2 separate regions of the Homo sapiens genome follow, and region 2 is linked to region 1. The links are chromatin contacts, found by Hi-C or POLR2A ChIA-PET in ENCODE. All regions are on one chromosome and are shown on one strand. Each heading gives the region's core, a stretch centred on a gene start or an enhancer-like site at or near the end of the contact. The rest is flanking DNA. Distances are from core to core; before and after follow the strand shown. Region 1 overlaps CD58 (CD58 molecule). Region 2 has its middle 73 kb from the start of CD2.

The links. A loop is a pair of places that touch in the nucleus more often than their neighbours do. ChIA-PET counts read pairs that join two places held with the same protein, here RNA polymerase II (POLR2A). Pooled maps may share reads with other maps.
Region 2: a loop to region 1 is called in a pooled map, with 4 times the contacts of the local background. The contact joins two enhancer-like sites. A Hi-C loop is called at or near these places in 1 of 168 maps with a recorded cell type or tissue (GM12878), 3 of 37 single-sample maps with no recorded cell type and 10 of 50 pooled maps. POLR2A ChIA-PET finds 5 or more read pairs at or near these places in 3 of 52 experiments (GM10248, activated CD4-positive, alpha-beta T cell and activated T-cell).

What each region holds. Positions count from the first base shown.
Region 1 is chr1:116,537,864-116,542,393 of GRCh38, reverse strand. All of the region lies in intron 2 of CD58 (CD58 molecule), which reads left to right. Among named protein-coding and RNA genes, the nearest start is that of MIR548AC, 20 kb to the left of the region's middle. RefSeq lists an enhancer at 3,739-3,808. Within about 2 kb of position 2,218, at least 2 of the 41 ENCODE cell types and tissues checked have a DNase peak (open chromatin) inside an H3K27ac peak, as active enhancers do.
Region 2 is chr1:116,824,828-116,829,357 of GRCh38, reverse strand. No RefSeq gene overlaps it. Among named protein-coding and RNA genes, the nearest start is that of CD2, 73 kb to the right of the region's middle. RefSeq lists an enhancer at 1,777-1,966. Within about 2 kb of position 1,982, at least 5 of the 41 ENCODE cell types and tissues checked have a DNase peak (open chromatin) inside an H3K27ac peak, as active enhancers do.

The sequences.
Region 1 (4,530 bases), core at 969-3,468:
TCATTCTTGACTTCTCAGCAGCTTTTGACATAGCTGATCACTCCCTCCTCCAAGTACTGTCTTCACTTGACATCCAGGATACCACCCTATTCATGTTTCTTTCTCTTTTTTCCTTGAGAGGGGGTTTCGCCCTTGTTGCCCAGGCTGGAATGCAATGGCGCGATCTCAGCTCACTGCAACCTATGCCTCCCGGGTTCAAGTGAATCTTCTGCCTCAGCCTCCTGAACAGTTGAGATTACAGGCATGCACCACCATGCCTGGCTAATTTTGTATTTTTAGTAGAGATGGGGTTTCACCATGTTGGTCAGGCTGGTCTTGAACTCCTGACCTCAGGTGATCCACCTGCCTTGGCCTCCCAAAGTGTTGGGATTACAGGTGTGAGCCACTGTGCCTGGCTTCACATTTCTTTCTAACACACTGACTATTCCTTTTCAGCTTCTTTTGCTAGTTTCCTTGTTTCCCCAACCTCTTAACACTGGAAACATCAAGGCTTAAGCCTTAGGTCTCTTTCCTTTTCTGTCTGCGTTCATAGCCAGTGGGTGAGCTCATCCCATGTCAGGGCTTTAAATATCATCTCAATGCTAATAATGTACAGATCTAGAGCTCTAGCCCAGAGTACCCCGCCGAGCTCCTTATGTGTATACCTGACTGCCCAGTGTACCTCTCCAGTCAGACATCTAATTGGCCTTTCAAATATCACAAGTCCAAAAGTAAGCTCATTATCTTCCCCTTAAAACCTGCTGCTCCTCCCCAAATCTTTTCCCTTTTGGTTAATGGCAGCCCCATCCTTTCAGCTGGTCAGTCTGAAACCGGGATGTCATCCTTGATACCTCTCTTTTTCTTGAATACCACATTCACTCTACCAGGAAGTTGTATTGGTTCTACCAGAATGATCTTTTTAAAACAGAAGTCAGATCATGTCACTCATCTGTGTGGAACTTTCTAATGGCCCCATCTAACTCTGTTAAAGCTAAAATGTGTAAAGCGACTTGCAAGGCTATGTGAGGTCTGACCCCTGTGGACTCTATTTAGACAAATACAGCTTGCTAAGATGTCAAAGTATCCTCTTAGAAGATTTCCTTGAAAAAGTAGAATCTTTGAAACATGGACATTGGGGATCTGATAATTTATAGATAGGGCCAACAAACAAGAGGATTGAGTCAGAATTTAGATCACACATTTTAAGAGCCCTTTTTATAGAGTTTGTAAAACTAATTCAAAACATTTGAATAAATTTCTCCTCTTAAACTTGATGAACTGTTTTAAAATAATTTAAAATATTCTAGGCCGGGCATTGTGGCTCAAGGCTATAATCCCAGCACTTTGTGAGGCTGAGGAGGGAGGGTTGCTTAAGCCCAGTAGTTCAAGACCATCCTAGGCAACATAGCAAGACTCCATCTCTACAAAAATAAAATAATTAACCAGGCATGGTGGTGCATGCCTGTAGTCCCAGCTACTCAAGAGGCTGAGGTGGGAGGATCCCTTGAGCCCAGGAGGCTGAGGCTGCAGTGAGCCATGATTGCACCTCTGCACTCCAGTCTGGGTGACAGACCAAGACCCTGCCTCAAAATAACTAGCTAAATAAATTAATTAAATAAAATATTCTATGGCACCTCAGCAAAGGTATGGTTTTGTTAGTCAGACCAACTGGATAGACCTTAGGAAGCCTGCAGAGGAGTAAAGTACAGGGGAGGTGAGTTTTGATCAGGAGGCAGTGATATTGATAGTATTGAGTGTGGGACTTAAAGTCCTGGTTTGAGAGTCTGGACATCAGCTTGTAGCAGTGGGGAGCCATTGTGTCCTATACTGGAGCAAGGAAGTGACTTGATAAAATACATTTTTGGAAGATTAATGTGATGGTGCATACTTATGATGGATTAAAGAGAGGAGATGTCAAGTTAGAAGCTACTATCATCCAGGTAGATAGAGGGTCCAAGAAAGAGTCTGCAAGATGTAGGTTTTGGTTGTAAAAAGACATAAGATGACTCTAGGTTTCACATCTGCATGATAAAATGATTGGTCATACTATTTTTTTTTTTTTTTAAGAAAAGAGGAAGTCATACTTCCTTGAGGTAATGTTAACACTTGTTTTAGTAACCTGGTAATCTTCTAGAGACACCAGACCTAATAGGAGACTTCCAGTGAGCATATTTTGGACAGGGGGATTTCCTGGCACTTCCTAAATTCAGGGCATCCACTTCCTTCTGTGTGTACATTGAGATCTGGCTTTCCTCCATACCCAAAAGTCCCCTTAAAATTTCTACTTCTGAGGTTTATTAGTCCTTTCCCATCTTTTTATGGACCTTCATCACATCTCAGATGATGATTTTTATGTAAGTAGAATTAACTGCCCTGTCCTTAACTGGGCTGGATTGATACTTGACCTTTACTAAAATTCGTGAAAATATACACATATTTCTATAAAATGTCATCAGATATGTGTAAGAAATTCTCATTTTTTACACAGCAGTGAACTCAATTCATTAATTATAAATTGACTAATTGTCTTAGGGAGGAAGTAGGCACATTTCTTGCCAGTTTAATGCTGCTTAAAGTAGAGGTATAACGAATATTTGTTAGATACAGCTGTGGTAAGTCCCACGGGCAGCAAGAAAATATGAAAGATTTATAGAAGGAAAAGATCTGAGGTGTAGAAACTGTGATCTAGGTGCTGCAGAAAGGCTTGCACACTTTTAGATGAGTTGGATAGGCACTTCTACCTTTGCCATCTGGCAACTGTTGTGTAATGAGATAGCCAGAAAGAGCTTCTACCTAGTCAAGGGAGTTCTAGCAACTTAGAAGATAATACTAACACTTCTTCATGTTTCCCCTGAAATTACTTTCATATTCTGTTTTTTTTCTTTTCTTTTCTTTTCTTTTCTTTTTTACAAACCCTGCATGTGGCACTCAGTCATATTCTGTTTGACCTTTACAGTGACCTGATACAGCATTCCCTTTCACAGATGAAAATAAGACAGTTTAGGAGTCCGTTTCTCTGTAAGTAGAACAAGAGACCTGGATGGATGCTTTCTTAAAACTCTTCCAGCTCCTAAAAGGACTGTGGCCCCAGGTCACACAGCAGGCCAAGGCTAAGGCTTGATCAAACCTCCCAACTCCTACTCAGTGACTCTTCTCATCATATCACATACCCTCCGGGGAGCCTCGGCTTCCTGGAGTTGGAAACTCACAGCCAATGGCCGTGTGCTCTATTACAGCTAGCATTTGTTAAGTACTTACTCTGTGCAGGCACTACATGTTAATTCATATGTTGATTATTATCTGTGTTAACTCATTTAATCTCATTACAGTCTGATAGAGTAAGTACTATTTGTGTCCTTATTGTAGAGAGGAGGAAACCTAGACACAAGGTGATTTAAGTAACTTGCCCAATGTCAAATGGCTCTTAGTCATGAAGCTGGGATATGCACTCAGGCAGCTGGGCTTCTGAGTCCATGCTAAACACCATACTGTACCTCTTTGGAGATAGCGGGTAGAAGAATTTACATTTTATTTGAAGACTGTCTCTCTGAATCTATCCTTCTATCCATCTGTCTCCCCATCTGTCCTGTACTGCTTGTGAGGAGCCATCTGTGTGCCTTGCATTATGTCATGTGCTGTGGTTGAAAGGTGAGTCATACCTAGTCTTTGCCCTCCAAAGATACACAGTCTCTGGGGCTGATGATGCACCTCTGTTCAGTTCAGAAAGTGCTGGATGAAAGACTAGACATTGGCAGAGCTAGATCAATACATTAGAATCTGCAACAGAACAAACAGGCCACATACATCAGAAGCACCTGGGATGGTGGGGCTCAGGAATCTGTATTTTTAACAAGCACCCTTGGTGATTCTTAGGCACCTTAAAATTTGAGAAATGCTTCAAAGGACCATTTCTAAGGAGGTAGAAAGCTTGGTTTTCTGCCCCTGAGAAATGCCCAGCCTAGTTACAGAGGCAGGCATAAGTATATGAAATACTGAGAACAGGCATTTTTGAACTATTCTGGGGATGCATGTTCCTTGGAAGTCCCCTGAGGGCTGCTATGGGGTGGGGTGGGCAAAAGGGACCAGAGGAAGTTAGGAGAGCAGGGCTCTAGGCTTTCAATTTTGAGTCAACTAGAGCAACTTCTTATCCATTGGATTGGATTGCCACTGAAGATTTAATTCTGAGAAATTCCACTGCTTAAAAGATGATTAAAAGTCTTTTTAATTAAAGAAAATCTTAAGGAAGTATGTAAGGACTTGTGTGAGCTAGATTAAACTTAAAAACTAGGAAGCCCCAAGTAGAAAGGGAAGTCAGTGTGTGACTCTGGTTTCTACCAAGGCAGGCTGGGTACTTTATTTAACTGAGCGAGAAGGAATTCAGGAGGAGGAGAAGATGGGGGAACCATTAAATGCTTTTATTTTTCAGATTATAATTGGAGCATAAGCATTAACTTGTCTTAGAAAACATCATTTTAAATGACAACATAGTATTCCATTATCTTGGTGAACCTAAATTTACTTAAATGCTCTTTTTAGTAGACGTTTATAATG
Region 2 (4,530 bases), core at 733-3,232, 290 kb before region 1:
TGGCCTGAAGAAGAGGAGGTACGTGGGAATGCAGGCTGGATTCTAGATTTGGTGATGGGAAGATGAGACCATTCCTATTTGAAACCTTCTATTTTTTCCATGTAGTAAGAGGTGAGTTCACCTGCTGAAGAGGGTGCAGTGGCAGAAAATGTAGAAAGTCTAAAGTAAGAACAAGAAGATATGAGTTAGTTACTCCAGAGAGTGGGAAACGGTCAGTGTTGAGGGAAGCTTTGAGCACTCTGGTCAGGCTTCTGGTCATGAATTCAAAGTGTGAGGGTCAGCCTGGCATAAGATTTTCTTTAGAAATATTTTATCTGGCCAGGTGCGGTGGCTCACGCCTGTAATCCCAGCACTTTGGGGGGCCGAGGTGAGCGGAACAGGAGTTCGAGACCAGCCTGACCAACATGGTGAAACCCTGTCTCTACTAAAAATACAAAAAAATTAGCTGGGTGTCGTGGTGTGCGCCTGTAATCCCAGCTACTTGGGAGACAGGAGAATCGCTTGAACCCGGAGGCAGAGATTGCCGTGAGCTGAGATCGCGCCACCGCACTCCAGCCTGGGTGACAGAGTGAGACTCTGTCTCAAAAAAAAAAAAAAGAAATATTTTATTTAGGCACATTGGATACAGGCAAGGAAAAACAGTTATTGAGGTTGTCAGAGAGAGGTTTTTGCCAAAAGAGAAAGGATGAGGAAATGGAGGGTATTTGTGAGGTAGTGTTTATCAGGGTGGGCTTTGGGCTGTAAGTCGGATCAGGAATGCAGTGAAGACAAGAGGCCTGCTAAAGAGTGACACATGATGTGTCTCAATGTAATTAAAGAGTCACAGCCAAAAGGGCACTAGAGCAAGTGGAAGAGAAGGACAGGAAATTAGTTGAGATTTTTTTTAAAGTCTACTTTGTTTTTTAGAGTTTTAGATCCACAGCAAAACTGAACAGAAAGTACAGAGCTTTCCCATATACCCTCTGCCCTCATATGTGCACAACCAACCCTGCTATCAACACACCCCACCAGAGTGGTACATTTGTTACAAGTGAAGAACCTCCAGATGAACCTCCATTGACACATCATTATCACCTTGATACAGGTTGGACATTTGTCCCCTCCACATCTCATGCTGAAATCTGATCCCCAATGCTGGAGGTGGGGCCTAGTGGGAGGTGTTTGGATCATGGGTGAATCCCTCATGAAGGCTGTGGTGCCGTCCTCATGGAAATAAGTAAGTTCTTGCTTTATTAGTTCTAGTGAGAGCTGGTTGCTAAAAATGAGAGATGGCAACTCATCTTTCTTTCTTGCCATATAATCTCTGCATGAGCTGGCTCCCCTTTGCCTTCTACCATGAGTGGAAGCAGCCTGAGGCCCTCATTATAAGCAGATGTTGGCGCCATGCTTCCTGTACAGCCTACAGAGCTCTGAGCCAAATAAACCTCTTTGTAAATTACCCAGCCCAGGTAAGACACACCCAAAGTCCATAGTTCACATTAGGGTTCACCCTTGGTGTTGTATATTCTGTGGGTCCTGACAAAGGTATAATGACATGTATACTCCAGTAGGGTATCACACAATATCGTTTCACTGCCCTAAAAATACTTTATACTCAACCTCTTCATCCCTCCCTTCTCCCAAACCTCTGGCAAACACCTTTCCTTTTAATCTCCATAGTTTTGTCTCTTCCAGTGCCATTTAGTTGGAATTATACAGCATGTAGCCTTTTCAGGTTGGCTTCTTTCATTTACAGTCCCTCCATGTCTTTTCATGGTCTAGTGGGGATTTCTGAGAGGGAAATTTCAGAGCTGGTGTTCTTCTTGGTGATGACAAAGTCTAAGCTGATTACAGGTATCGGTGGCTGAGACGAAGTGAAGGAAAAGGTTGCTGGAGGTGAACAGATGGAGGAAACCAGAGGCCAGGACGTTGGATGAGTCATCCTCGTGGTTCTGAAGTGAGTGAACCATCCCACTGTCAATCACCCTTGGAAGAGATAATGCCTGAGACAGGAAATGAGGCCTAAGAGGGACAAGAAGAGTTGCAGTTTCCTTTCCATGAGCCTTAAGAAGTGGAGCTCAGGGCTTTGTGCAGGGGTGCTGGGGTGAGAGGCTCTACGTAGGCTGTAAGTGATTGCAGAGCTCAGACATGGGGAGAGAAAGGTTGGCTTCTTCCTGAGTGAACAGGCTGGGAGGTGGACAGGATGGCATTCTATAAGCAGGCGAGGATTGCAGATTCTGTCTTCTCCTCTCTCTGACATGAAGGTTTATGCTATTTTTGTGGCTGTGTTGTAATACCCTTAACCTAAGCTTTAGGTACGAATCTTGTTAAAGATTAACAGTTTGGTTTTTGCTGTCATGGTGGGGAATGGAGGGAAGGACCTGTGGCCAGCTTGAGAGAGTCAGAAGAAAGCTGCTCCCAAGTGTGGTTGAAGGACTGCAGTGGAGTAAGCTGTGGCTGGAGACAGGGCCCGGCCAAGGGGGCTGGGCCAACCAGGGAAGACTTCGAGGGATGGGAGTTACCTCAGAAATACATGGGGTGAAATGTGAGGGAAAAACAAGTTTCCTGTAGTCAAAGGAGGCTAGGATAGGTTCCATCCCTTGTTTTAAAATAAGACAGTGACAGAGTTGTTTAGACAAATGCTGGTACAGACCTTACATTTGGATTATACTTGCATAAACAAGTGCCTGCCCCTCTTCCTCTTCATACCCTCTTCAAGTGACTTATTTTGTGGTCCTTTTCCCTCAAAGCTGCTCCTGAAGTTCATTTGCATACCATTTCTCAGTAGACAGAATGGGAGTCAGGGAAGCACCTCCACCCCTTCCTGACGGCCCACCTTTGCTATGGGTTAATGTGCCTACTCTGTGACACTCTATTCTCTGTGCGTGTGCCTCACAGGCCCACATAGGAGGACCAGAAGATGCAAGGACCTGGGTGTTCGAGGACCAGGGTCTGAGAGGACCAGGGTGTGCAAGGGCCTGGGTGTGCGATGACCTGGGTGTGTGAGGATCTGCGTGTGTGAGGGCCTTGGTGTGTGAAGGCCAGGGTGTGTAGGGACCTGGGTGTGTGGGGTGTGTGAGGACCAGGATGTGTAGGGACCTGGGTATATGGGGTGTGTGAGGGCCAGGGTGTGTGGGGAGCTAAGTGTGCGGGGAGCTAGGTGTGTTGGGATCTGGGTATGTGATGGCCAGGGTGTGTGGGGATCCCAGGACACAGGAACCAAGTTTGAGGACCCAGGTCTGCTTCCCATTTGCCATTCAGCACGTCACCACCGCCTGCTGGTGACAGGAGCGGCAGAAGGGTGCTCTGTAATGAAGGGGCAGGCCTGGAGCCAGCAAGTCCCATCTGCCCTTTACCATAAACTGTCACACAGCACTCGGAACAGAGTTTATGGCCTTGGCTGTGTTCCCATCTTCTGAGTCTCAGGCTGTAAATTATACCAAAGCTGTAGGTCCTGCTGGCTGGGCCCTGGCCACCCTGAGAGGTGGGAGAAGAGGGGAGGACAGATCACACTGTGGACTCCGTCCCCCTCCTCTTCTTTGTGTCTGTCAAAATCAAATTAAGATCAACATCCTGAGTGGCCTTGACGGGGAAAGAAGCTACACAGTGGCTGCAGGATTTGAGGTTTGGAGAGACGGTAGGAATGGAGAAGGGAGGAAGAGGGTCCTAATCTGTGGAACATTTGGAGGAGGCCAGGTCTGTTTTTAGCCTGGGCTGGTGGAGCTGTCTCATTCCTCCCCTCCTACTCTTGGCTAAATCACTCAGCAGCTGAGCCGGGGCTGGGGGTGTTTTCCTGCCCCTCCGCCCGTCCATCTGTCCAAAGGAGTGTCCTGTGCTCACCACACCCAGCTGCCCCCACCGAGCTGGGAGTGGCTCTGAGGCAGTTTGGAATAAGATCTGCTAAAAACAGAGTTGAGGGAAAGGAAAACATTGAATATTAACATAGCAGGGAAGATGGCTGAGGACTGAGAGAAGCACTGCATAAATCTGCATGGCTAATGCAGTCAGGAAAGAGAAGCTGAAAGCCCTGGGACATCAGGTCGAAGACAATGGGGAGTTGTGAACTTGAGGGCAGGAATACACAACAAGGGGAAGATGCTGTCATTTTGGAGTAAGAGGCATTGGGAAAGGAGGAAAGGGGGTGGAGAAGGCAGATGTGATTTTCTAAGCAAGTGAAAAGACAATGAGGTAATTGTTAGCCAATCGGAGGCAAGGATGGAATTTGAACCCAGGAAAGGGAATATAAAAGACCTCTAGGGAATTGAGAGTGCCACTTTCCTGTCCCCTGATTGAGGGGACTACGGAGAACAGGAAGGCCGGTTGGAGGCCTGTGCTTCTCAGTGCTCATGTCTGTGTCCCAGATTTCTCTTTGTGCTGTTTCCAGTGTGGGAATTGTGCTTGGAAGAACATCTCCATGGGCAGGAGGACAGCTCTCCCTGGGAGGAGACCTCTCTTTCTCTAGAGGCCTTTGTCTCCCTGAATCCCCTTCCACAAGGGCAAGGTTCTTGGCCAAACCCCCTTCCCTCAGCAGGTGTCTTCTTCCCACACCTC